4 separate regions of the Homo sapiens genome follow, and all the other regions are linked to region 2. The links are chromatin contacts, found by Hi-C or POLR2A ChIA-PET in ENCODE. All regions are on one chromosome and are shown on one strand. The core of a region is the stretch at or near the end of the contact, and the rest is flanking DNA. Distances in the headings are between cores, read along the strand shown.

Region 1 (6,284 bases), core at 2,965-5,464, 87 kb before region 2:
TGATGTGGAAGCTTTTAAAGACTATAGGCCAGTTATTTGTAGGCTGCCCTTCGCTGTGCACTTGTCTGAGGGTTCCTCACGTTTTGAGTCAAGTCATGCATCTTTGACACGAATCTCACAGGCTGATTCTGTGTTCTGTCTGCATTCTAGCAGGGAGTACACGATCTGTTCCATTATTGGTGATGTTAACGATCATTGGTTAGAGTTTTCTTCCGGGCTATGAAGTGATGCCTGCCAAAGCATATCCACTACCACCGCTGTTCAACATTGTGCTAAAGATCCCAGCCAGTGTAACAGGGCAAAAAATACAGAACCAGTATAATAATTGGAAAGGAGGAAATAAAACTATCTTTTTTTTTTTTTTTTTTTTTTTTTTTTGAGACCGAGTCTCACTCTGTTGCCCAGGCTGGAGTGCAATGGCATGATCTTCACTCACTGCAACCTCCGCCTCCCTGATTCAAGTGATTCTCGTGCCTCAGCCTCCCAAGTAGCTGGGATTACAGGTACGTGCCACCACACCCGGCTAATTTTTGTATTTTTAGTAGAGGCGGGGTTTCACCATGTTGGCCAGGCTGGTCTCAAACTCCTGACCTCAGGTGACCCACCCACCTCAGCCTCCCATAGTGCTGGGATTACAGGCGTGAGCCACCACGCCCAGCCAACTATCATTATTCTCAAATAGCATGGTTATGTATGTAGAAAATCCACAAGAATGGTTACAGATAAACTTAAGTAAATTTCACAAGATCGCTGGATGTAACGCCAATATACAAAAATCTGCTGTATTTAAATATATCAAACTAATGATTAGAAAATGGAGTTTTTAAACAAAAGGTACTATTTACAGTAGCATCAAAATCTATCAAATATCTAGACAATCTAGTAAAGGATATACAAGGCCTTGACACAAAATCTGCAGGATGCTGCTGAAATTAAAGAGTGCCTCAATAAATGTAGGGCTATAATATGCCCATTGATTGGAATACTTCATATTGTAAAGATATTAATTCTCTCCAAATTCTTCTACAGATCCAACACACTACAAATCAAATCATGGGTGCTTTTTCACATATATCTATAATTTATGTTCACATGCAAAGGATTAGAATAATCAGATAACTACTAGATAATCTGAGAAAAAAATGGGAGCTTTTTTTGAGGGACAAATACCAAGTCTTTTTCTAAAGCTTGTATTCTGCAAGGATAGCTGACTAAACCCATGGAAAAGAACAGCTAGTTCAGAAGCAGAGGCCCTCACATATTTGGACACTTGATTTTTGAAAAGAGCTGCTCTGCAGAGCAGTGGGGGAGAAGATGGTCTTTTCAATAAATGGTGCTGGGTCCACCAAATATCCATATGGGGAAAAATATATCTTCTTCCCTACCTTAGACTATGCACAAAAATCTAGGCCAGAGAGACTGCAGATCTAAATGGACAAGGTGGAAGAAGAAAGCTTTTAGAAGAAAATATAATTTTGGAGTAGGCAAAAGTTTCTCACAGCGTACTCGAAAACTATTAGCTGTATAGGGAACGGTTCATAAATCAGACTGTATTAAAATGAAGAACCTCTATTCATCAAAAGATACCATTAAGAGAGTGAAAACCCAAGCCACAGGGGGAAGATACTCACTACAGACATAGCTCACAAGGTTCCTATTGAAAAAATATAAAGAGCTCCTACAAATCAGTTTAAAAATAAAGCCCAATAGAAAAATGGGCAAAACACCTAAGCAGACACTTCATTAAAGAGGTTATCCAAACAAACATAAATATATTTTTTAAAGTTCTCAATTGTGTTAGTAATTAGGGAAATACAGTTAAAACCACAATTTCATACCATTACCTATCTACCAGAATGGCTAAGATTAAAAAGACAATACTAAACGTTAGCAAGGAGTTTAAGTTGGCAACCACTTTGGAAAACTATGTCCTACTTAAGCTGAACATAAGTAAGCCCTATGACCCAGTAATTCCATCCCTGGGAGTATATCAGTATATGTGTTCACATAAAGATATATATTATTGAGTTTGTAGGTACACTATTTATAATATAAAAGAGTGAAAATTACCCAAATGTTCATCAACAGCAGAATGGATAAGTAAATTGTAAAACATCCACAATGAAATACCATATTACAGTGAGAATAGATTAACTACATCTACACACAAACATAATGTTTAGCAAAAAATATGCAAGGTACTTCATTTGCATAAATACAAAACTAGATAAAGCAAATCTATACAAGATGGCAGGATAATGGTTACCCTTGGGGCAAGGGTGGTGACTAGATGAAGACAGGAGGAGGGCTTCTGGAATGTGGCAATGTCCTGTTCTTACGAGGATGCTAGTTGGTTGGGTGTGTTCAGTTTGCATTCTTCTATATGTATATCATACTTCAATAAAAGTTCAAGGAGAATCATCTCCGGGTGGATTGCAGAACTAAATGTGAAAAGCAAAACAATCGTCTAGTAGACCACATAGGAAAATATGATGGGGGTAAGGGAAGATTTCCTAAGGCACATGCACATGCACACACACCCAATCCACTAACCTAAAGAAAATAATTGAACTACATAAAACTTGGAAACTTCTCAGCCAGGCGAGGCGGCTCACGCCTGTAATCCCAGCACTGTGGGAGTCTGAGGCAGGTGGATCACTTGAGCTCAGGAGTTGGAGACCAGCCTGGGCCACATATCAAAACCTTGTCTCTACAAAAAATACAAAAGTTAGCCAGGCCTGTTGACCTGTGCCTATAGTCCCGGCTATTTGGGAGGCTGAGGTGGGAGGATCTCTTGAGCCTGAGAGGTCAAGGCTGCAGTGAGTCCTGATGGCACCACTGCACTCCGGCCTAGGTGACAGAGTGAGACCCTGTCTAAAAAAAAAAAAAAAAAAAAAAAAAAAAAATCTAATCATCAACACCATTAAGAGTGAAAAGGCAAGCCACAGAGTGTGTTCATATCCCTAATATATAAAGAAATTCCACAAATCAATAAGAAAAAAGGCAGACAACTCCATAAGGAAAAAAAAAAAATGAGCCAGGGACTCGAAAGAACACTTAACCAAGGAAGCTATCAGAATGGGCACCATACACATGAGAAGGTTCTCAGCTTCATTAGTTATTAGAGAAAAGCAAAGCAAAGCAGTAGTGCAATACCACCACACACCCATCAGAATAGCTGAAGTTATAGAGTTAAAATGCCAAGAAGGCTGAAGCTGGAAGCCATGAAAACCCTTACACACCGCTGGAGTGTGTATATTATTTCAGCCTCTTAGCATAACTGTTGGGCATTACTTATTGATGATAGATATACCCTATGTCCCAGCAGTCCCACTCCAGGACAAACTCATGCAAACGTGCATCAGAACCACGTACCAGAAAATTCATAGTAGCATTACTCAGAATAGCCCTAACTGAAAACAACTTTGATGTCTATCAACAGCAGAATAAGTAATTTATGGTATAATATATACAATGGAATTCTCTTCAGCAGCAAAAGCAAACAAACCATCTCTGTATGCAACCTGGATGGACTCCAGACATAATATAGACTCCATGAAACTAGGCCAAAAAAAAAAGCATACTGCATGATTCTATTTATAGCAAAAGCAAGCAAACCGAATTTGTAGTGTTGAGTTCGCGGTTGCCTTTTGGGAAAGAGGGAGGCTTTCAGAATAGCGGTGTTTTGGATCCCGGTGTCGGCTACGCAGCTGTGTTCACTCTGGTCATTAATCACTGTAAATTCCTGATATGCACACTTTTATGTATATCACATTTCATACATATGAATATTCAGAAGTCTAAAGGTCACAAGCTTAACCGCAAACCCTACCGTGCCCGAGGCCGGGCTGGACTTGCGGGGCGGTGGGGTTGTCCCGGCGACCTGCCCCAGGCGGGCCACCTAGCCCGGGATCTCACACTGTAGCCCGGAGCCAAGGCCCAGGCCCGGGGCGGGCACCTGAACTGCTGGACCCTTCACTGAACCCCACGGGTTCCCGCGACGGCTGGTGGAGGGAGGACAGTCACCGCTTCCCCTCCCACCTCGAGGTGCGCTAATGCATGAGAAAGTTCCCCTCGGGTGTTTCCACATTCGCCTTAACTTTTAAACACCAACGTCTGGAATCAGGGGTCCTCCAGACTCCGAAACACACCCTAGGAAACAACCCAGAACGAGACACATCCCCTGTGCGCGCGCCACGACTTCCGGCAAGAACGCCCCCGGAGGCGTGGCTCTTCGATTGCTTCGGCCTGGCGGTCGAGCTGCGCGCGCACTCGGCGGCTGCGATTGGTGCTGCCTGGCGGCGGGGCGCGGGGCACGCTGGGACGTCTCGCTGGCGGGAGGCCACGGGCTTTCCACAGCGCGGGGGAACGGGAGGCTGCAGGATGGTCAAGCTGACGGCGGAGCTGATCGAGCAGGCGGCGCAGTACACCAACGCGGTGCGCGACCGGGAGCTGGACCTCCGGGGTGAGTCCGGGGGCGTGGGCGGCCAGTCCCCAGGCGGCACCGAGCCGCCTTATTTTCCGCGCTTTGCCGCGTGCACCGAAGGCCGGAGCTTGGCCCGCGGGCCGGTTGTCTGGGCTCCGACCGGGCTGCGCAGGGAACGCCGGGCCTGATTCTTGCCGTTGTTGCCAGATGAGCATCCGGTTAAGCTCCTGGGAGCCTTCTGTTAGCGCCGTGCCTCTTGACAGGCACGGGTGACTTCATTACTTCCTGGTGCGTCCTCGTGGGGCCCTGTTAGGCCTTGCTTGGCTGTTTCGCCGCTGGCTGTTTGAGGGCCCGGAAGAGCGGCTCATTAATGGTTGTAACGCAAGTGCAGGGCGCGGGATTGGTTCTTAATACTTGCCGCCAGATGATATTTTGAGCGTAGATAGGATATGTGTTCATTATTCCTAATGTGAGGGAGGAAACTAAGTCCCCGAACAACCGCGATTGTTTCCTCCAGTATTTTCTACTTAGTAGCTTTAATTGTCTGGCGTTTCCCCTATATGAAGACGTTTTAAAAATTGAACTGTGTCACCCAGGCTTGCACCGCCGGGTGCTGTGTGTAAGTTGTGGAAGCGCTCGCAATTATTCAGATTCCTGTACTATTTCAACCTTAGCAAGACTTGGTAAGATACTGGGAGGGCAGCTAGCTAGTTGGCATTTCAGGAGACGGCTTTAAAAGGGACGTGATAGAGCAACTTCTCTGAGGATAAGACCATGCTGTCGTAGCCTGAGATTTGTTCCCATGGGGACCTATGGCCTCGGAGCAGCATCGCTGCGGGATCTGCTTAGATTTCTTGCCGACCTTTGGGAAATCCCACTGTTTTGTGTTGTGTTGTGTTGAGATGGAGTCTCGCTCTTTCCGCCCCAGCTGGAGCGCAGTGGCGTGATCTCGGCTCACTGCAACCGCCGCCTCCCCGGTTCAGGTGATTCCTGTGTCTCAAGCCTCCCGAGTAGCTGGGAATACAGGCATGCGCCACCACGCCCGGCTAATTTTTTGTATTTTTAGTAAAGACATGGTTTCTCCATGTTGGTCAGGCTGGTCTCGAACTCCCGACCTCAGGTGATCCGCCCGCCTTGGTCTCCCGAAGTGCTGGGATTACAGGCTTGAGCCACTGCGCCCGGCCCAACTCACCACTTTTGATGATCTCTGCCATTTCTCTTTATGGAGCATGTGCAGTGTTGAGAATACGTATTTTGATGCAGTACGTGTAGTACAGCTCTGAATTGTGTCCTTTAACTTTGGGTAAGTTCTTTTTTTAGTAGACCTTGCTTCTTCGGAATATTTCTTTTCTTATAGTGCCTAACACAATAATTATGCCCAAATTAGACAAATTAACATTTGAGTGTTCACAGATTTATTACTGTATTTAAACCATTGATCTTCAATTCTGAATTGGAGCTGGGGGAGGGGAGGGAGAACTGTCGTGATATGTTGAGGCTGTTCTGATGGGTTCTAAGAATCTGGCCTGTGGAGATGCAAGAGTGGAGAACTGTCGTCCACAATGTTTGAACGCCGTTTGGGCACTGAGACTAAGCAGCTCCAAGTGTAAACTCCTGTTGTGCCGATTCCGCTTAACTAGCCCAAACGACTTAGGACAGTGTGAGGCACCTTGTAAATGTTCTTATAAATGTTAGCTGCCTATATCAGCCATTGTTATTGTCCTTGTCCTTGTTGTCATCAGATTCTAAGCTTCATGGCACTGGGGACTTGAGACTCGTTCAGCGTTTTCTCTCTAGTATCTTAAACAGCGGCAAGTCATGCGTGACCCGACATAGGTGCTAGGTAATACTTCCTGAA
Region 2 (7,070 bases), core at 143-2,642:
CATCCTTTTCTTGATTTTTATGACCTTGACACTTCTGGAGCTTACAGACCAGTGGAATGTTTATCAGTTTGCATTTATTTTCTCATGATTAGGTTCAAGTGTGCAGATACTACAGAAGCGTTGCTGTGTTCTCTTTGTATCCTAACAGTTTGTGATTTTGGTTTGCTCTGTTATTGGTAGTATTAACTTTGGTCATTTAACTAAGGTAGAGTGATTAGGAAAACCTGGCCAGGTTTCTCCACTGTAAAGTTACTCTCTGTCTTTTTATATTTAGTGAGTGTCATTGTGGAGAGACTGTAAATATCCTGTTCCTCATCAAACTCCCACCCCCAATAGTTTTAGCATTAATTGATGTTTCTTGGCAGAATAAATGAATAGTGTGATGGTTGCTAAATGGTGATTTTCTAATCCAGTTATTCTTTCTACTTTTATTAGTTGAAAGTAAGGAAAAGCTTGTTCCTTTTCCCATTTACTTATGTGTGTGCTTGTATGAGTATACACTCTTGTATTCCTATTTTATTTAATGAGTTATAATCTCTTACCATTATTATACATTTCCATGTTTACATCACCTTAGACGTGTCCAGTGGCTGCTGTTTGTTGCAGGCTTCTGTATCTCTTTTTTTTTTTTTTTTGAGATGGAGCCTTGCTCTGTCACCCAGGCTGGAGTGCAGTGGCACGATCTCGGTTCACTGCAACCTCCGCCTCCTGGGTTCAAGCAATTCTCATGCCTCTACCTCCCGAGTAGTTGGTATTACAGGCGTCCGCCACCATACCTGGCTAATTTTTGTATTTTTAGTAGAGACGGGGTTTCACCATGTTGGTCAGGCTGGTCTCGAACTCCTGACCTCAAATGATCCACCCGCCTTGGGTTCCCAAAGTGCTGGGATTCCAGGCATGAGGCACCATGACTGGCCTTCTGTATCTTTTTGATATGCCCCTATAACTGTTTGAGCAATTTCTTTCTGGCATACTAAGATGTTTCAGGCTGTTATTTTTTCCCTGCCCTAGCCTTGCAGTCTGCCATCTCTCGAAGAGTCTCTGGTTCTTTTTAGTGGAAAACATTTAGAAGCCAAGATCTAGACTGTGGGTGTGCTCGTTGCTGTGGGTGTTGGCTGGCCCACTCCTGAGCAGTGGGCTGACCAGGGGAAAATGTGCATGTGTGTGTGTGTCCTTGGGTTCCCCCTGATACTCCAAATCCCATTTCAACCCCAAAGGGTTCTTCCTCTTCTCTCCCTTTCTGTATTTGTAATTGCTTTATTTGACAGTTGAGAAATCTAGCTGCTCATTGGCCTCAGCCACATTTACTTACTGCATCAGTTTCCGCTGTAAGTGAGCAATCCTCTGTTGCAATGCCTCCTTCCCGGTGCCTTCCCTATGTGACTCAACTCAAGGGTTGGCGGCCTACCTGACGCCCCAAGGCTGGGCCACTGCACCAGCCCACCCTCACCCCATCTGGGGACCCTATCTTGCTTGACCCCACTAGTGGCTTTTTACTTCAGGACAACGGGTGGGGCAGGGGCAAGAAGCCTAACTCCATCTTGAAATAAGCTTTTCAATTTTAGTTACTAGATTCCAGGTACTACCTGTGTCACATGGCAACGCAGCCCTCATTCTCAGAGGATTTTAAAAACCTGTTGGTAAATTTAGCAAGACTGAATATTTGCTTGGATAGTATATTCTGGAAGATCTATTTTCTTTGAGTGTTTATTTGTGCCAAATATTCAACTTTTTTTTTCTAGTAGATTGGGTCTTGTCTTAATTATTTCTGTATTCCATTTAGAGGTTAACATATGAGGCACTTGAGTGTTTGATGAATTAACAGATACAGAGCATATGAGAGAGGCACCTGGAAATTTAAGAAAAATATCCTGTTAACATTGAAATGAAATATTATATAACATACTAGAAGGTATTGTTGTTCACAGATAGCCAGCATCATGAGTTGGTTCTAAAAATCAGAATGAACAATTTTTAAAATACTGTTGTTAGTTGGCGAAGTGAAGACTTGGTGACGCTGATTCTTCCCATTCTGAAGGGTTATGTGGACGTAACTCTTTCCTTTGCTTTCAGCCAAAGACTTTTTATTTCCAAAAATGAGGTATAGAAGAAAAGACTTTTATTCCCATTTTGGATAGTGAGTGGCTTATTTTTCTTTTGACTGCAAATGCTGTGTTAATATAAAAAACATTTGTCAAGAGTAGACCCTTTCTGAGAAATATATTAGACAATATTTGTTTCAGTTATCTTAGTAGGATTTTTCCCCTTTTAGGTTTTGTTTGTTTCCTTTTGGCTTTGTTTTGTTTGGTCTTGTTTCTTTTAAATTAAACTAATTTTGGAATGTGCTGACACGCGAGAGTGGTACTGGATAGCCAGTGGAAATGCGTGGCATACGTTCCTAGAACATTAATTTTACCTGAGGTCTGGGAGAGAGACTTTTTTTATGAGATAAACATGGGTGTCCTAGAGTATCATTGCAAATTAGTGTGAATTTTTATGATTAAAAATGAGAAAAGAAATTTGGTATTTTTTGGAGGACTATTTTAGGCTGTGCCCCAAAACCCTGGGAATATTTGTTCACTCTCTCTGCCATTATGGCTGCTTCTGTGTAGGGAAAATAAAATGACAAACCTACATGTTTTCTCACAGATGATAAATGTATTTCTTCTTCTCTGTAGCCTATTAATTAATATCTAACACTGCTGTCTCTTCTAGCTTCCACAGTTTACTTTCTTTTGGTGCATAATTTAATGAGTGTTCGTTTATTTTCTGAAGTGTTATTTGTATAAAGTGAGCCCACATAAAAGCTTCTTTCCAAAGTGTTTTCATGGGAAACGGATCTTGGTGGTGATCTGTCACTTAGCACGTCACCGCCTTCAGAGCCCCAGCTGATGACTAACCCCACAGTGGGAGCTGCTACCCCTGCCTGTGGGTAGTGTGCCATGTCCTCCCTCACTGCGACCTCCACCCCTGCCTCTGACTCAGTGGTTCTCTTCAGTGGATCATATGAGTCTTTAGAAACAAATACCTGGTCGTTGGTTCTCCTGCCGACTCGAGACCTGGTGGGTTTTCCCTTGTCTGTCTAGTTTCACTCCGTGGCGCACGAGGCACACCATGCCTGTGCAGCCCTAGTCTTATCTCCTGAATCAAACCTCTCGCCTCAGAGGCTCACCCGGGGAGAGAAAGGAGAGCAGACAGAGATTGGAGTTTGAAATTAAACTTCTCATTTAGTATTGCAAACGTTATGAAGCATATATCAAAAATCAAATGTCCTGGAATCCTGCTGCCTTAGTGATGGAGCGTATTACTGTCTATAGGAACTTGAAATAGAAAACACTACCATACCAGGATCATGGGGTAGAGCAAATTAATAAACAATCTTCTTTTTTTTTTTTTGAGACGGAGTCTCTCTCTTTCGCCCAGGCTGGAGTGTAGTGGCGCTATCTCGGCTCACTGCAAGCTCCGCCTCCTGGGTTCACGCCATTCTCCTGCCTCAGCCCCCCTGAGTAGCTGGGACTACGGGCGCCCACCACCACGCCCAGCTAATTTTTTGTATTTTTAGTAGAGACGGGGTTTCACCGTTTTATCCAGGATGGTCTCGATCTCCTGATCTCGTGATCCACCCACCTCAGCCTCCCAAAGTACTGGGATTACAGGTGTGAGCCACCACGCCCGGCCAACAATCTTCAAAATTAAAATTCTTCACTTAGAGCAGAATAAGCATGTATGGGTTTGTGTGTTTAAATGTCAGGCTGCTAATACTAATAGTCGTTAGTAGAAAAATCAAGCTCAGTTTTGTGATCACAGTACTCTTCAGGTTTGGGTATGTGTCTTTTCACAAGTAGCTATAAACATCTGGTAGACCTGTGTGTTTTCTCTAGTTATCAGGAAACATTGTGGAGTCTATGTCAATTGATTACTAGCTTGTTTATATAAATGGGGAAATATAAAGACCAGGCTTTTTCTTAAACAACTGAAGAGTATGCTGGTTCTAGTTTCTTTCCTCTGAATCATGTGTGTGTGGTGGCAATTTAGTGACTGGGAGGCACTGGAAATTATTGGTTATAATAAATTGATGTCATGCCCACAGCACAGCAGGCAAAAAGGATGAATTAGAGACAGAAATAGTAATAGGGTTTTGTCCAGGAAACCTCAAGCATATGAGGTATTGCCATGTTGATTACTTTAAAAAAAGAAAAAAAAAGATAAAATATTAGAACTTTAAGCTTAATAAAAATAGATTACAGAGGAAAAACTTCTTGCTTTATGCTTCTGAAAATCTCTCTGAGTAGTTAAAGAGCTGTTTAGAAATCTGTTAGCCATACTTTCATGATTTGCTGGTGGATAGAGTATGTAGTATTGCGAAAAATTAGTTACTATGATCTTCGCCAAGTGACAGTATTCTTAACTCTGCCAGATGGTCTTTTTTGTGTGTGTGGCGGGGGGATGGAGTCTCGTTCTAGTGCCCAGGCTGGAATGCTGTGGTGTGACCTTGGCTCACTGCAACTTTCGGCTCCTGGGTTCAAGCAATTCTTGTGCCTCAGCCTCCTGAACAGCTGGGATTATAGGTGTGTGCCACCATCCCCAGCTAATTTTTTGTAGTTTTAGTAGAAATGGGGTTTCATTATGTCAGTCAGGCTGGTCTTGAACCCCTGTCCTCAAGTGATCTGCCTACCTTGGCCTCCCAAAGTGCTGGGATTACAGGTGTGAGCCACCATGCCCAGCTGGATGGTCATTTTTAACCACTGTTTTTTGGGGGGCAATTTTTATTTTGAAAAAATTTAACTTAATAGAAAACTCCTATAAGTCTTTCACCCAAATTCCCTGATTATTAATATTTACCACATCAGCTTTATCATTTTCTCTATAAGTGTACATTATTATTATTATTATTATTATTATTATTATTATTTGAGATGGAGTTTCGCTCTTACTGCCCAGTCTAGAGTGCAATGGCACGATCTCGACTCACTGCACCCTCCATCTCCCGGGTTCAAGTGATTCTCCTGCCTCACCCTCCCGAGTAGCTGGGATTACAGGTGCACGCCACCACGCCCAGCTAATTTTTGTATTTTTAGTAGAGATGGGGTTTCGCCATATTGGCCAGGCTAGTCTCGAACTCCTGACCTCAGCTGATCCACCCACCTCGGCCTCCTAAAATGCTGGGATTTACAGGTGTGAGCCACTGTGCCCGGCCTACATTAGTTTTTTCTGAACCATTTGGAAGTTGCAGATATAATGCTCTTTTTGCCCTTAAATCAGTATGTATTTCCTAAGAACAAGGTCATTCATTGACATAAACACAACGCAGTAATCAAAATCAGGGAAATTAACGTTGATACAGCACAGTTATGTAATCTACAGAGTTTAGTCATATTCTGTCAGTTGTCCCAGTAATGTCCTTCATAGCAAAATAAAGAACTTGAGGTGTTCCAGAGTGTAGTCTAGGGTCACATGCAGCATTTATATGGTATGTCTCTTTAAGTGCCCTTTAACCTTGACCTTGTCTTTGCTGTTCATGACCTTGACGTTGTTGAAAAGTACAGATGAGTTATTTTGTAGTTATTTGTCCTTCAGTCTGGGTTTATCTGATGTTTCCCCAGGCTACGTGATGTGTCCTCAGTGCCTCACATCAGGAGCACATGATTTCGGTGTATGATCCATACAGGCAGTGTTAACTTTGATCTCTTGCCACGATTCTCCTCTGTAAAAATCACTACTTTTGCCTTTGTTATTTAATAAATACCTTATAGGGAAATATTTTGAGGCCATGAGATATCCTATTCCTCCTGTAAGCATCATCCACTAATTTTTACTTGAGTTAATGATGAGTTAATCATCCACATGATTTTTACTTGAATTAATGATGTTTGTCAAATGATGATATTGTTGAGCAGCCGTATATGGGGGCTTTTGGTAATTCTTAGAAGAATTCTGTTTCTCCATTCTTAGAAGTAGTTTGAATGACTGTAGTTGTGGGAAGCCTTTGTATTGAAATTAGTGTGTCTCTTTTCCTCTATCCTCCTGCACACTTGGATGTGTGGCCTTGACCTGTGGAGTGGGCTGCCTAAAGGGAGAAGGTCCATGCCTGTCAGGACTGTGGACAGGGTCTACTGGCTGTGCTGTGGGCGCCCACGCTGCCTTTATACTCCCTCACCCCCCCTATTTCAGGGGTTTGTGGTTTCTGCAACCCAGTGCATTTCTACTTTAAAGCTTGGCTTTAGGTGCAATCAGTTGTTAATAAAATTGATTTGTGGTTGTTTTCTTGTTTGTTTACTTGAAAATAGCCGTTACTGAATCCCATTGTCACATTTTTATTTTTATATGCTAACCAGCACTAGTAATGTTTTTCTCTGGAAACAAGTAACCTCTCTATAGCAGTGCAGATTGGATTTTAAGAAATGTGGAATTTAGGTCTACATCCAGCATAAAACCCAAAGACCATGTTATACTCCCCAAATTATAGCTGGTTCATGATGGTAAAATATTTTTTTTCTTGTTTGATTACCATTACATAATGGCTTTTAAGTTATTAGTCCTCATTTTATAATCTTTTAGTCTTAACCACCTCTCCCAAAATCCCTAAATTTGCAAACTACTATTTATATGTTAGCCTTTTAAAGTTAAAAAAAATCCTAAATGAGAGTCACCTTATTCCATGTTTACCAGTGAGTGCTGCAAGGGGTCAGAAATGCCCTCCATCCTCCCCTGCAGCCTCTGCTGTGTCTGAGATCCCACTGCCCCTCCTGCAGAAATGCCCTCCATCCTCCCCTGCAGCCTCTGCTGTGTCTGAGATCCCACTGCCCCCCCTGCAGAAATGCCCTCCATCCTTCCCTGCAGCCTCTGCTGTGTCTGAGATCCCACTGCCCCTCCTGCAGAAATGCGCTCCATCCTTCCCTGCAGCCTCTGCTGTGTCTGAGATCCCACTGCCCCTCCTGCAGAAATGCCCTCCATCCTCCCCTGCAGCCTCTGCTGTGTCTGAGATCCCACTGCCCCTCCTGCAGAAATGCCCTCCATCCTCCCCTGCAGCCTCTGCTGTGTCTGAGATCCCACTGCCCCCCCTGCAGAAA
Region 3 (6,250 bases), core at 902-3,401, 70 kb before region 2:
TTGACTTTAATTCATTGACATGGATTGAAAGCCGGCAACAACAAATCTTTGCAATTTAGGATCTTCTTCCATAACTAAGTTTTGTGGGTTTTTTTTCTTTTCTTTTCTTTCTTTTTTAGACAGTCTTGCTCTGTCATCCAGGCTGTGGAGTGCAGTGGTACAATCTTAGCTCACTGCAACCTCTGCCTCCCAGGTTCAAGCGATTCTCCTGCCTCAGCCTCCCTAGTAGCTGGGATTACAGGCGCCCGCCATCACACCTGGCTAATTTTTGTATTTTTAGTAGAGACAGGGTTTCACCATGTTAGCCAGGCTGGTCTTGAACTCCTGACCTCAGGTGATCCATGCACCTCGGCCTCCCAAAGTGCTGGGATTACAGGCGTGAGCCACCGTGCCTGGCCAAATTTTTTTGTAGAGATGGGATCTTGCTGTGTTGCCCAGGCTGGTCTTGAACTCCTGGCCTCAAGTGATCCTCCTGCCTCAGCCTCCTAAAGTGCAATAGGATTACAGGCAAGAGCCACCACTCCTGGCCCACTGCAACATTCTTGAAGCTCTCAAGTCTTCATCTGACACCTTGTCAAGATGGGGAACTCTTGTGTTAAACCATCCTGTTAAGTTACTGTATAAAAATAAAACTGCTCCCAAGCATTGATTGAAACTGTTTTGGTATGAGTTTCCTGAGAGAAAAGTGAGGCCCTAACCATTTTTTTCCATGAACTATGACCCCAGTACGGTATACCTAATGTCCTTCACAGCCTAACAAAATAGTTGAGGCAACCCTGCTCATCCTGTCTAGTTTATCAGTATTTAGATGTAAGGCGGATTTAAAGCTAATCTGGGACTGAGAATTGCAACTAATTCCATAGAAGTCATTCAATTTAGCACATAAATGTTCCTGCAAGATGCCAGAGCAAGTGAGAAATCATCTGTAGCAAAGCAAAGAGTGGTGATGGTTCATCACCTTTTACAACGGAAAGGCAAACATGAAGAAGGAAATTCTCCCTCCTAAAATTCCTCATTAAATCGATAAGCTATCTTCACAGCCTTTATGGATAACATCCAGAGTCCTCGGTTCATCTGAGGAGTCCATTTTCAAGGTGGCCAACAGGGAAGAAGAGCTTTCAGGCTTCTCTTTGCTATGGCTCATGAATGCCAGGTCCCCTTTATTGCTTTCTGAACACACTGCTGGGAAAGCTTGATGAGGTCAGTGCTCAAATCCCTGCAGCTGTCCCCCTTGAGGAACTTCTTGGCAAACCTGCATTGAAGAAACACTGATTGCGTTCACGCTTCATGTCATGGTTTGCCTTCCCCACACTGCTCCTGGCGACAGTGGTGACGCAGCACTCGGATGTTGTCACCTATTCATTATTTTTTCAGTTCTATTCCCAATTCCCAACCCTTCTTTTGAAACACAGCTAGGTATGTGCACTTCAAATGCTCCAGAAAAACCCAAGGTCACATTTCAAATAGGATGGTTATGGTCACCATAAAGGTGGTGACGTTTGAGTGGTGGAAGAGGGTGCGGGACGGCGTTGCAGGCAGAGGAACACAGCCAGGACACTATTATAAGTAACTCTGTGATCGTGTCTTGTGGTGATACAGTATAATTCAACACAGGTTAGAGCAGTTACTATGATCGTTCTTTCCTAAAAGGCTTTGATTTTGGAGAAAGAACCTTGAGGATCGGTGGGGACTTTCTTGGCCTGAAAGGTATCACCAGCAGCAGGAGCAGGAGGCTGCTCACATTTCGTGTCTTCACTTGGGGTGGACGTTGGCTGCAACCCTCAAATGCTGGGAGTCGTCAACCAACTGAGCCCTGTTGTCCAATGTGCCCCGGGCAAGGATGTGGGTGCAAATCCTGCTTCCGGGCGACCACTGACTTCCTTGGCTTCAGTGTCCAATTAGAAAAAAAAAAGAAAGTAGAAATTCGGTAAGAAATCCGTGAACGAGGTCCGTCCTCCACCCCCGACTCAAGCCAAGAGATAGCACAGAACGTTCCCACACGCGCTGTCCCGGCCCCGGCGAGCGTAGCCGGGATTTCTCCCCCGCCACGCCCCTCGGCCACGCCCCCCTGCGTTTGGCCCAGCGACGGGGCGGGGTCGGCCTGCGATTGGCCGGGACCACGACCGCGTCCGGGCGCGCCACGTGTGCGTAGGAGCGCACCGGAAGCGCCCGGCTGGAGGCGCGGCGGCAGGGCTGGGCGGCGGCGGCGGCGGCGGTCATGGAACGCCAAGAGGAGTCTCTGTCCGCGCGGCCGGCCCTGGAGACCGAGGGGCTGCGCTTCCTGCACACCACGGGTGAGTCGTTGCGGGGCAGCCGGGCGCGCGCCGCCACTTTTGCGACGCGCAGCCATGATGGGTGGGTCGTCCGCCGCTGCACCGGGCGCCGGAGCCTGGGAGGCCTGGGAACGGTCGGGCGTTGGCGCTTACGCGGACCTTGGGCAGCAGGCCCGGACCTTGCGCGGAGGCTTCTCGGGAGCCGCACTTCCCTGGGCGGCTCGGCTGTCCCTTGTTTGCGCAAGTCTTTTTTGCGAACCAAGCCCTTCCTGTGGTAGTTACTGGGGTCACTCGGCCGTTGGCGTTTGCCTCTGGGACCCGTCCCACACAGCCCCATACACACTCCTGACTCCCCGCGCTGTCACCCCTTTCTATGTGGCTCTGAAAGGCCTTTGCCTTCCTGATTCAGATTAGTTGCTCTTCATTCTTCAAAACCCAGTTGCTGTGCCCTCCACACTCTAACTGCCCCCGACTCCCCAGATGGTTGGGAAGTCTCACTTCTCAGTGATCCCTGAATTGTCGCACTTCTTGAGTTCGTGTTTTAACGATCTACTTAGGAGGCTTTTTCCTCAGCCTAGACCATGAAGGCTTTGAGGGCAGGAGTTACACTTTGTGTTTGTTGAGTCTTATGGAAAGGTCAACTAGTAGTGTCATTTTTAGTTTTTTGAAAACTGTTTTTCTTTTCAGTGGGCTCCCTGCTGGCCACCTATGGCTGGTACATCGTCTTCAGCTGCATCCTTCTCTACGTGGTCTTTCAGAAGCTTTCCGCCCGGCTAAGAGCCTTGAGGCAGAGGCAGCTGGACCGAGCTGCGGCTGCTGTGGGTTAGTGCCTGATAACCGAAATGAAAGCGGTGGTTTTGCACCTCCTTTATATTAAGAGTTAGTCTCTTAGTAAAAGTAAGAGGGGCCACACAGGAAGACCCTGTCTCTATTTAAAAAAAAAAAAAATAGCCGGGAGTGGCGGCACGCACCTGTAGTCCCAGCTGCTCAGGAGGCTGAGGCGGGATAATCACTTGAGTCCAGGGAGTCAAAGCTGCAGTGGGCTATGCTCGGGCCACACTACACTCCAGCCTGGGCAATTGATTGAGACCTTGTCTTTAAAAAAAAAAAAAAAAAAAAAGTAGGAAGTATATGGTTCTCGGTGGGGCGCGGTGGCTCACACCTGTAATCCCAGCACTTTGGGAAGCCGAGGCAGGAGGATGACTTGAGGTCAGGGGTTCGAGAACAGCCTGGCCAACATGGTGAAACCCTGTCTCTACTAAAAATACAAATATTAGTGGGGCGTGGTGACGGGCACCTGTAATCCCAGCTATTAGGGTGGCTGAGGCAGGAGAAATCGCTTGAACCTGGGAGCTGGAGATTGCAGTGAGCTGAGATTGTGCCACTGCACTCCAGCCTGGGCAACAGAGTGAGACTGTCTTTTCTTTCTTTTTTTTTTTTTTTTCTATGAGATGGAGTCTAGCCTTGTTGCAAAGAGCGAGACTCTATGAGTAGACGTTATGAATAGAAATGAGTTCATTTCTATTCATAATGCTATTTGGAAGGATTTTTCTTTTCTGTAGAAACAAATACTTAAGAATCTTCTGCGCTAATTAAGGGATGGATAATGATTTAGAAAACTTTATATTTCCTTGGTAGTCTTCCAGGATTCTAGTCAGCCTAGAGACTGTGGGTGTCACTGAGGTATCCAAGATGTGCTCTGTGTGGCCACTATCCCAGGCTTTATGAATCGGAATTGCTCAGGGGAACTCAGAAATTGGCATTTCTAACAGATTTCTGGTGATGTAGATATTTCGGGCTAAAATCCGTGGCTCAGCAACAGACCCCTGCCCCCTGAAGCAGTAAAATGTATGCAGAGGGGTTAGGAGTACTTATGTAAAAATATGTTGTTTCATTGTCTGATATCCATACCTCTTTATACTTTTAATAATATGGACACTCAAAAGTTTCTATTTTATATTGTACACAGTGCTTTATCTCCATTTTTTTCTGACATTTTAGAACCTGATGTTGTTGTTAAACGACAAGAAGCTTTAGCAGCTGCTCGACTGAAAATGCAAGAAGAACTAAATGCGCAAGTTGAAAAGCATAAGGAAAAACTGAAACAAGTATGAACTGGTTTCAGTTTGAATGTGTGCATAGAAATTGTCTGAGGTTTAGTGGCTAACGATGCCTGTGTCTGTGTTGTCTATAAGCTTCTAGGACCAGGTCCTATCCCATTAGATTCAATAAGCATTTCAGTTCCTACCATGTAAGTATTGGTGATATCAAGAAGAATACACGATTGTTAGGGAACACTAGATGTGTGAATATATTACCATGAAAGGTCCAGAGCACAAAAGGAGGGACAGGCTGGAGCAGGGAGCATGTGAGTGTGTGTGTGCATGTGCCTGTGTCTTCCCCATTACCAAAAATGTCCTGACAGGAGTGAGTTTCAGAAGAATGGAGTCAGTAATCTTTTTCATGAAACATTTTGCTTTCTTTAATAGTGTACAAAAACCAAAGCTGCTCTATGTGAGTTAAACTCACACTACCAGATCACAACAGTTTTATTAACTAAAGAAAACGAGGGTGAAGTTTGTTCTGAAAGACATTTAAATTAAGAATTATCAGAGTTAGCTTTGTCTTTGAGAGAAATGGCAGCTTCTGAATTCTTTCTGTAAAATGTGATTGTTTCTCAGCTTGAAGAAGAAAAAAGGAGACAGAAGATTGAAATGTGGGACAGCATGCAAGAAGGAAAAAGTTACAAAGGAAATGCAAAGAAGCCCCAGGTGACTGGAGACCTCGGCCGGCTGGCATGCGGTAGATGAAGATTGCCAAGTAGAATGTTTTAATTGCTTCTTACACTACTGTGTGTGTTCAAACAGGAGGAAGACAGTCCTGGGCCTTCCACTTCATCTGTCCTGAAACGGAAATCGGACAGAAAGCCTTTGCGGGGAGGAGGTAAGCACCACTGATGTCAAATGTTAACAGATTTTCAACACTTACAGGATATAGTTACCTTTTAGGAACAAGATTGTTTGTTTCTTTGTCCATAAATTAAGACTAATTCCTTAGGATTGTGAAGATTCAATAAAGGAAACAGATGCAAATCACCTCCTAGGTCCTCACTAAGTACTTAGAAGGATTGTACTTATAGTATTCTAACTTGATCCTTCTGCAGCCCCGTAGAGGGAGAGCTAAGTAGGGTGAGGAATTGTCTGCCAATCTTCAGATGAGTGTCAAGGAGCTGGAACACAGTGGTTTTGGTCTTTCTGGCTGGGACCACCTTGTTTCTTGCAAATAACAAGGAGTAGCAGACAGATGCTCATCCAAAGCTGCTTCCTGTGTGCAGCACTGCCCCGGGGACTCTGGATGATGCCACAGCAGTCTGTCTTCATCCCATCCCTGAGAATTTCAAATCTGGGAAGATGGGACTCACAAACGAAAATAAGCAATCCTTGGTGATTCTGGCTAAGAGTTGCAAGTTACTGCTGAGGAAGGAAAGAACAAACACACTAGAACACTGTAGGAACCAAGGCGGAAGATTTTGTATCCTCCATAGGAGGAGAGGGGCACCGCAGAGGCCCTGATGGTGTCTTTGAGGACTGAGGAAAGACTGGGGCATGGGCTCCAAGGCAGCAGGGCCACAGACTTGGCTGACCTTAAACGCTGAGCTGTAATCCCCTTTGTGTCAGAAGACTAAACCTGGCTTGCTGTAGAGAAGGTGATGCATCTGGAAAGAAAATGCTATTTTTAAATGGTCCTGCCGGAAGCTTATTTTTAGACACATAGAGGTGATATTTAGGAGAGGAATGGAAATCGTAGAAGATGGAATGCAGGGTGTGCTTGCCTGCACGGCCTCTTTCAGCATCCCCAGCATTTCTGAGCTGGGACTTTTGACTAGCCTGGCTTTACAAATAAGGAAACTGAGGCACAGTGTTTAATTGCCCAAAGATTCCACTATAAGTAAGGAGTAAAAGTAACATTTAAGTTCT
Region 4 (6,960 bases), core at 951-3,450, 120 kb after region 2:
CCAGGTCTGCCTTGCACAAGCTGCAAACTTTGGTTCCCTGCACACCAGGCAGAGGGGGCTGCCCTGCCAGAGGCAGCTCCCACATCCCCTGAGCCTGAGTCATTACCTGCTAAAGAGGGGACAGCTCTTCAAAAGACCTGTGGCCTCCTGGGTCCCGGCAGCATCCGTGAAAGTGAAAAGAGCAGAATGTTGGTTGGCACAGTTTTCTGAATCTCTCCCTGGGCCATCTGTTCCAGTTACTGCTGTTTTCTAACAAAGCACCCCAAAACTTAGCGGCTTACCACAGCCATCTTCCCATACTCCTGGTTCTGCAGGTCTGGAAGTTGCACAGAGCACAGGAGGGCTGACTTGCTTCCATCCTGTAAAGTCTGAGGCCTCCACTGCAAAGACTCCACAGCTGAGAGGGACCCAACAGCTGGAACCATCTGAAGATGTCATCTCTCATGTTTCCCCCACATGATGCTGGCTGTTGGTGCGACCTCAGCCCAGGCTGTTGGCCACAACAGCCTCTGCATGTGGCTTGGGCTTCCTCAGAGCATGGCGGCCTCATCACAGTCAGACTTCTTGACTACAGGCTCAGGGCTCCAGAGGTGAGTGTCTGCTTCATTGCCTTTCCTACTGAGCTTTGGCAGTTATGCTGCATCATTTCCACCATATTCTATTTGTAACAAGCAAGTCACAAGCTCCCCCCAAATACAAGGGGAAGGGACACAGACTCCACTTGTTGATGGGAGGGGTGACAGGATGGGAGGTACTGTTGTGGCCGTCTTTGGAGAACATAATCGGACACGCCACTCTCCTGGCCTTCCTTCCCACTCTGCCCCAGCCACGATCCAGCTGCACAGACAGCCTTAATCAGGCCCTTCCAGTACCTTCTTCTCTTCCTAACAGCTGCTGGACAGGTCCTCCACAGGCCCAATAGTGAGCTGGGCCACCAAGGCATGGGGGAGGCCCCTCCATTTCTGCCTTTTTCACCATGGCTGGGGAAAGGGGCAAGCTCAGGGTTAACTGGAGTCCACAGGGTCATTCAGTTTGATGGAGTGCCCCAGGCTGTCCTGGGGCCTGGCCTGCCTCCCTCGCTGTCTGTGCCTGTTCATGTGGCTTTTGGTTTTGTGTTTCTTGGCTTGTGAGTTGTGGTTCCGGAATGAGGGGAGCCAGGCAGAGCCTCACCCTGGAACCAAGCAGTGGGGGGTCCTGAGAGCCCCCCCGGGAGCCCAGAGCTTCCTCTGTGGATGGTCTCCCCTCTGTGGCTCCAGTTTAGGGGACTTGGGACAGAACCTTTTGCCATCCCCTGCCCTATTTGTATTAGGGGCAGGCTGTTCTTGGTGGAATACAGTTTCTGTGTGGCTGACACAAGTGTGAACTGCTGACTTGCCTTTTGTGGCTGAGTTCTGAGGAGTTTTGCTGAGAACAGCGCAAGGGTTAGTAGGTCCCAGCTGTGAGAGCTGAGGGACTGCTGTAGTTGTAGAAGCTGCTTTTGTCAAGAGACTCTCTCAGGAAAAATGTTCTCTGGATTTCCAGACCCTTTTCTACTCTTTCCCCTATTCCCAATGTACCCCTGGCCCGCAGACCCCCCAAATTCCCTAGTGTGGACACAGAGCCCTACTCTGCCACCAGGCCTGCACCTGGCCGCGGGTCCAGATGCCAGAGACATTAAAGCATGTGTGCGTGCACACACACACAAACACACACCTACACACACATGCACACACATGAACACACACAAACACACGAACACAACACACATACACATACACACACATATGCACACACAAACACGAACACACACACACATACATATGCGTGCACATAGAGAACAGAGTATTCATGAGCCTGTAGTACATGCAAAAAAGCCAAGTTACGTTTTTAAAACTTTTCTATTGCACCAGAAATACAAGATGCCGCCTAGAACGTTGGGAGAAGAAGGTCCGCCCCGCAGCCGGCCCCCAGGCGGGCCCGCTTGTTTGGGCCTCTGCCTGCCCGCCGGGGGTGTCTGTATTTACATTCGTCCACACCCGCCACAAGGGTTCCTTTTTCCCCACGTGGCATCGTACTTGGGAATACTTGGTAAAGCAAACTCATCAAGCCCACAAACTCTTCTCAGAGGGCGCAGGAGCCCCGGGGCAGCCATTTCTCGGCGGGCTGGTGCCCCGTCGCGGCGGGAGGACGGCGTCCGGCTGCTCGGAGCGGGGCGCACCCTGGCGGCGGGCGAGGGAACTGCTCCTGCCCGCGGGTTGCATGGGGGCAGGTGCCCTCAGGAATAGGCTGGAGAGGTTGGCACGGCTCTCTGCTCTCCCGGGCTTCAGTGAGGGAGAGGAGCTGTTACATTTTGGCAAACAGCAGACCTTTCTTTCCCAAGCCCCCGGCTTCTAGCCACCATGGTTGACCGAGTTCTTTCTCTGCTGTAGGAGAAACAGGGCCCAGCCCCCGGCTTTGCCCAAGGGTCCCCCTGGCCCTCCTTCCCCGTCACTGCCTGGGAGTTAGTGATGACTGGGGAGGATTGGTTTTTGGGAGAGGGGCTGCAATGAGGAGTGTCACATTTTCTGAAGCGACAAGGAAGCCTCTGCACCCAGACCCTCACGTTCGTTCCCCCATCCAGTGTCCACCTGCCTGTCTCCCTCTAGCAAGTAAGTCCTCCCAGCCCAGCCCCTGACTTTGATGCAATCCCTCCCTGAGAACTGAGAGGGGCAAGTGCCCTGCCTTGAGCGATGGGAGTTCCTCTGTAGGGCCTTGTCACTTGGGGGATGGCAGGCCCCTCGCTGCTGGTTCCTGTTCCTGTCCCTGTGCTGGGGACAGCTGTGTGCAGCTGAAGAGAATTTTCAGGCCAAGCCTGAGGTTCAGGGTCTACTCCCTGACTGGAACAGAAGTAGACAGCACAAAAGACGTTACACTGGCCCTGAGCATGCCAAGGTCAGGAGGGTGGGGTTGGTGGGGGACCATGGATAGTCCCCAAGAACATTGACAGGAAAGACCTGGAGGCCCTTATGCACCTGAACTGTACTTCAGGAGCCAGGGTGGGGGCTGCAGCATCTTCCCTGATGCGTGCTCTCCGCAGTGGGGATCTGTCTATGCATACACCCTTACAACTTGCTGTTCCAGGCTGTCATCCCTGATTATTTTCCATCTCTGTCATTGAGGAAACAAGAATCTAAGAGGCATAGGATCTTGCCCTGGGTCTGGCAGCTGGCAATTGGCAGAGGGAGGATTCGAACCTGGGCCTGTATTTCCAAATCCCACCCTCAACACCACATTGAGGAACAGCCCCTTGAGGCTGAGCTCTGGCAATTCCTTTAGTCCTCAGTGTGGCCTCGAGGGAGAGGTTTGGAGCGAAGCCCTGGGCCTTTAGCTTTTGGGGTTTCCAGGACCCAGCAGAGGCCCAATTCCTGGCTGCCCCTGCTTGTACTCAGGGGTCTTGGGGTCTTTGGTCTTGAGGCCCCCATGGCCTCCATTGTGATGGAACCTAGTAGTTTGTGGCACACAGCCATTGGTTCTTCATCAACCAAGGAGGCAGGGCATGGAGGAGCCGCAGGTCCCAGGAGAGAGGAGGTGGCTGTGGGTCACCCAGCCAGGAGGTGCTGGAGGGAGTGCGAGCCCCATTTTCTGACCCTGACCCCAGCTGCCCCGCTTCATATTGCACTACCCAGTGTGTCTCTGTTCTCTTAGGTCCGACCTCTGAACGTAAGAGTGAATGAAAGGGAAACCAATAACGGGAAACTCAAAGGACAGGGGCCTCTGGGGTGGGCAGACCAGTAGCTGGAAGGGGTCCAGCCCTGATTCCTGAGATCGCCTCAGCCTTGTGCAGGCCCCACTGATGGGCAGGCTGGGCTCCAGCCATTGTCTGCTCCACGGCTCCATTGCGGAGCAGAAACCTTGCACCGAGGGCAAAAACACCTAGTGTGCCTTAGATCCAGTTTAAACCTTTTTGATAAAGAAAGTCCAGATAAAGAGTTCATTCACTTCCCCTTCTCCAGCTGCACTTGATCTGAGGCTTTGGTGACCCGATGCCGCTATTTCAGAGGGAGAAATGTTTTCTAGTTCCTTCCACCTCATTGTCAGCTGAAGCTCCCCCCAGCCCCCACCCTCTTCCTCCCCTCCTTCTCCTCTGTCTCCAGACCAGGGGAGAAGTTGTGCTGCTTGAGGGCAGGGTTGACGGGGATGCCTTGGCTGGACTTGGAGATGGAGGATTGAGTCTCGGTGGGAGAGATGTCGCCTGGCACGCAGCACATCCCAGAGGCCACTTTGGAGGAAGGGAAGAGGTCAGCTCCTGGTGCTCATGTGGTGGAAGCCACAACCACCTCGCAGAGCCTTCTCGGGTCTGCGTAGTGACGGGTGTGTGCTTGGAGGGCCAGGCAGGCTCTCCAGAGTGTGCAGAAAAGTGCCTCCTGGAGATTCTGCACACGCCCAGCCCGCCACACTCACATGAGTGAGACCGGGACTGGGCAGCTCCTAGATGACACCAACGACGGGACAAGCCAGAGCCTGGGAGGAAATGAATGCAGGATCCAAAACGGCGGCTGCCGTCCGAGTCGGCAGAACGAGGTTTCTGAGCGGGCTCCGGGCTGAGCGGCGGCAGATCCTCGCTCCCCGGGCCTCAGCGCTGTCGCGCATGCGGTTGAACGGCGGAGCCGCGGCCGCGCAGGCGCCGGAGGCCGTGGGAGGTGACATAGCTGCAGGGGGAGCTGGGGAAGAGCCGCGCAGGCGCCGGAGGAGGCCGGGGTAGGTGACGTAGCTGCAGGGGGAGCTGGGGAAGAGCCGCGCAGGCGCCGGAGGAGGCCGTGGGAGGTGACGTAGCTGCAGGGGGAGCTGGGGAAGAGCCGCGCAGGCGCCGGAGGAGGCCGTGGGAGGTGACGTAGCTGCAGGGGGAGCTGGGGAAGAGCCGCGCAGGCGCCGGAGGAGGCCGTGGGAGGTGACGTAGCTGCAGGGGGAGCTGGGGAAGAGCCGCGCAGGCGCCGGAGGAGGCCGTGGGAGGTGACGTAGCTGCAGGGGGAGCTGGGGAAGAGCCGCGCAGGCGCCGGAGAGTCTTGCGGAGCATCCCCCTGTGCTGAGTCCCGGATTCATTCCTTGGTTTTACAGACGAGGAAGCTGAGGATCTGAGAGCTGTACAGTAGTGGCTGAGGTGGGGTTTGCAGTGAAGGATGTGACACACCCCAGATGGAGCTGAATGGGCGTGGGACCTCAGGTCTTGGCCACAGTGGCCTGCTGTGCATTGATCCTGCTACAGAGTGTCCATTATCAGCCAGGCGCGGTGGCTCACGCCTGTAATCCCTGCACTTTGGGAGGCCGAGGTAGGGCGGATACCTGAGGTCGGGAGTTCAAGACCAGCATGACCAACGCAGAGAAACCCCGTCTCTACTAAAAATACAAAATTAGCCGGGCGTGGTGGCGCATGCTTGTAGTCCCAGCTACTCGGGAGGCTGAGGCAGGAGAATCGCTTGAACCCGGGAGGCAGAGGTTGAGGTGAGCTAAGATCGCGCCATTGCACTCCAGCCTGGCAACAAGAGTGAAACTCTGTCTCAAAAAAAAAAAAAAAGTGTGCATTATCAGGGACATGGCAAGAGGACGGTGGTGGAATGCTGGTGGAGCTGGCCCAGCCGTTTCTGGGGACGGGGTCCTCAGCACAGCCTGAGACTGCTCTGGTCCCACTGGCCAGGCTGGGGCTCTGGGGAGAGGCCTGTGGGAGGCTGGTGAATCCCAGGTCTGATGGCGCCTTTGGGCAACGTGTCTGGACTCAGAAGTCAGGAGCTGAGGATCCTGTGGGGTCGCGTGTCAAGGGGGATTTCGATGACAGCTGTAAGTCCAGGCAGTAGATCCAGCAGAATGCATGTGGCCACCAGAATTTACCCAGCGCCTCCAAAAAGTACCCAGTTGGGAAGGAGACAGACGCCTGTGTGGAGGGAGGGACGGGTGAGAATCTGGGGCCCTGTCCCTTAGTCCTTTGTAAATGGCAGAGGGAGAGGGGGCTTCCGGATGGCAGTGATCCAAAACTCACCTTTCCATAGAAACAGTGAGGACACTGGAGGCCCAGCTTCCGGGCCAGCCCCCAGTGCTGAGAGAAGCCACTGCCCCTTGCCACCCCCGGAGAGGATGCCAGCCGTGCTCATTAGAGGGTGGGTGCTCCCAGCATCCAGCCTCCCTCTCATTCAGAAACTCGGCTCCAGGAGGGGGTTTTGGAGGCTGGGTATATGAGGTGTGCCAGTACCTTGGGGTTCTTCTGAGACCAGGAACCCGTGCTTTAGGCCTTCAAGGGCCAGGACTCACCTGGGCAGTGATTGGATGGGAGCAGCCCCCTCGTCCCCCTCGTCTAAGGCAGTTCGAAGAGACAGCACCGCAGAAGGCCCTCTGTGTGTCCCACCCTCCTGGGGAAAGTGAGATTCCTGTCCAGGCTTGGAGGAGCAAGGCAGTTGCCTACTACTTGAATAAATGGGTTGTTTCTGGATTCTGGGAATTGGGTAGCTGACAATGGTGCCTCTTTGGTGTTGCTGCCAGGATGCTGGGAGTCTCAAAGGGGACCAGTCACAACAAGGACGTGCACTCTTTGGTTCCATAGTAATTTTATAGTAATTAAGAATGAATATTTTAGTTGGGCACAGTAGCTTGCACCTATAATCCCAGCACTTTGGGAAGATGAGGTGGAAAGATCCCTTGAGCTCCTTGAGCTCAGAAGTTTGAGACTAGCCTGGGCAACGTAGTGAAACCCTATCTTTACAAAAAATAAAAGAAATTTAGCCAGGCGTGGTGGTGTGTACCTGTAGTCCCAGCTACTCAGGAGGCTGAGGTGGGAGAATCACCTCAGCCCAGAAGTCAAGGCTGCAGTGAGCCGAGATCACACCACTGCACTCCAGCCTGGGTGATGGAGTGAGACCCTGTCTCAAAAAAAAAATTTGTAACTTTGATTTTTTTTTAATTGCAAAAGAAATTCTACATACGAACAATCCAAAAGAAAAGGAATAAAAGTGGCCA

Evidence for each region. A loop is a pair of places that touch in the nucleus more often than their neighbours do. ChIA-PET counts read pairs that join two places held with the same protein, here RNA polymerase II (POLR2A). Pooled maps may share reads with other maps.
Region 1: a loop to region 2 is called in a pooled map, with 2.9 times the contacts of the local background. The contact joins the promoter of SNRPA1-DT here to the enhancer-like site in region 2. A Hi-C loop is called at or near these places in 2 of 37 single-sample maps with no recorded cell type and 7 of 50 pooled maps. POLR2A ChIA-PET finds 5 or more read pairs at or near these places in 4 of 52 experiments (MCF 10A, OCI-LY7, activated CD4-positive, alpha-beta T cell and 1 more).
Region 3: a loop to region 2 is called in a pooled map, with 3 times the contacts of the local background. The contact joins the promoter of SELENOS here to the enhancer-like site in region 2. A Hi-C loop is called at or near these places in 1 of 37 single-sample maps with no recorded cell type and 9 of 50 pooled maps. POLR2A ChIA-PET finds 5 or more read pairs at or near these places in 3 of 52 experiments (A549, Caco-2 and activated CD4-positive, alpha-beta T cell).
Region 4: a loop to region 2 is called in a map of SK-MEL-5, with 5 times the contacts of the local background. The contact joins two enhancer-like sites. A Hi-C loop is called at or near these places in 3 of 168 maps with a recorded cell type or tissue (MCF 10A, SK-MEL-5 and naive thymus-derived CD4-positive, alpha-beta T cell), 5 of 37 single-sample maps with no recorded cell type and 11 of 50 pooled maps. POLR2A ChIA-PET finds 5 or more read pairs at or near these places in 4 of 52 experiments (AG04450, MCF 10A, activated naive CD4-positive, alpha-beta T cell and 1 more).

The regions. Positions count from the first base shown.
Region 1 is chr15:101,293,278-101,299,561 of GRCh38, reverse strand. SNRPA1-DT (SNRPA1 divergent transcript) reads right to left here and starts at 4,214. Exons shown (of 2, transcript NR_186319.1): 1 at 3,833-4,214. SNRPA1 (small nuclear ribonucleoprotein polypeptide A') reads left to right here and starts at 4,314. Exons shown (of 9, transcript NM_003090.4): 1 at 4,314-4,465. The coding sequence starts at 4,384. RefSeq lists enhancers at 3,966-4,055, 4,116-4,165, 4,729-5,360, 6,278-6,284 and a silencer at 4,396-4,585.
Region 2 is chr15:101,202,278-101,209,347 of GRCh38, reverse strand. The region is part of intron 2 of CHSY1 (chondroitin sulfate synthase 1); the gene reads left to right. Among named protein-coding and RNA genes, the nearest start is that of CHSY1, 46 kb to the left of the region's middle. RefSeq lists a silencer at 3,454-3,619. Within about 2 kb of position 1,392, at least 9 of the 41 ENCODE cell types and tissues checked have a DNase peak (open chromatin) inside an H3K27ac peak, as active enhancers do.
Region 3 is chr15:101,273,386-101,279,635 of GRCh38, reverse strand. It overlaps SELENOS (selenoprotein S), which reads left to right and starts at 2,151. Exons shown (of 6, transcript NM_018445.6): 1 at 2,151-2,294; 2 at 2,961-3,095; 3 at 4,275-4,381; 4 at 4,955-5,044; 5 at 5,141-5,216. The coding sequence starts at 2,219. RefSeq lists a silencer at 1,946-2,275.
Region 4 is chr15:101,084,196-101,091,155 of GRCh38, reverse strand. The region is part of intron 1 of LRRK1-AS1 (LRRK1 antisense RNA 1); the gene reads left to right. Among named protein-coding and RNA genes, the nearest start is that of LRRK1-AS1, 64 kb to the left of the region's middle. RefSeq lists a silencer at 2,044-2,283. Within about 2 kb of position 2,200, at least 4 of the 41 ENCODE cell types and tissues checked have a DNase peak (open chromatin) inside an H3K27ac peak, as active enhancers do.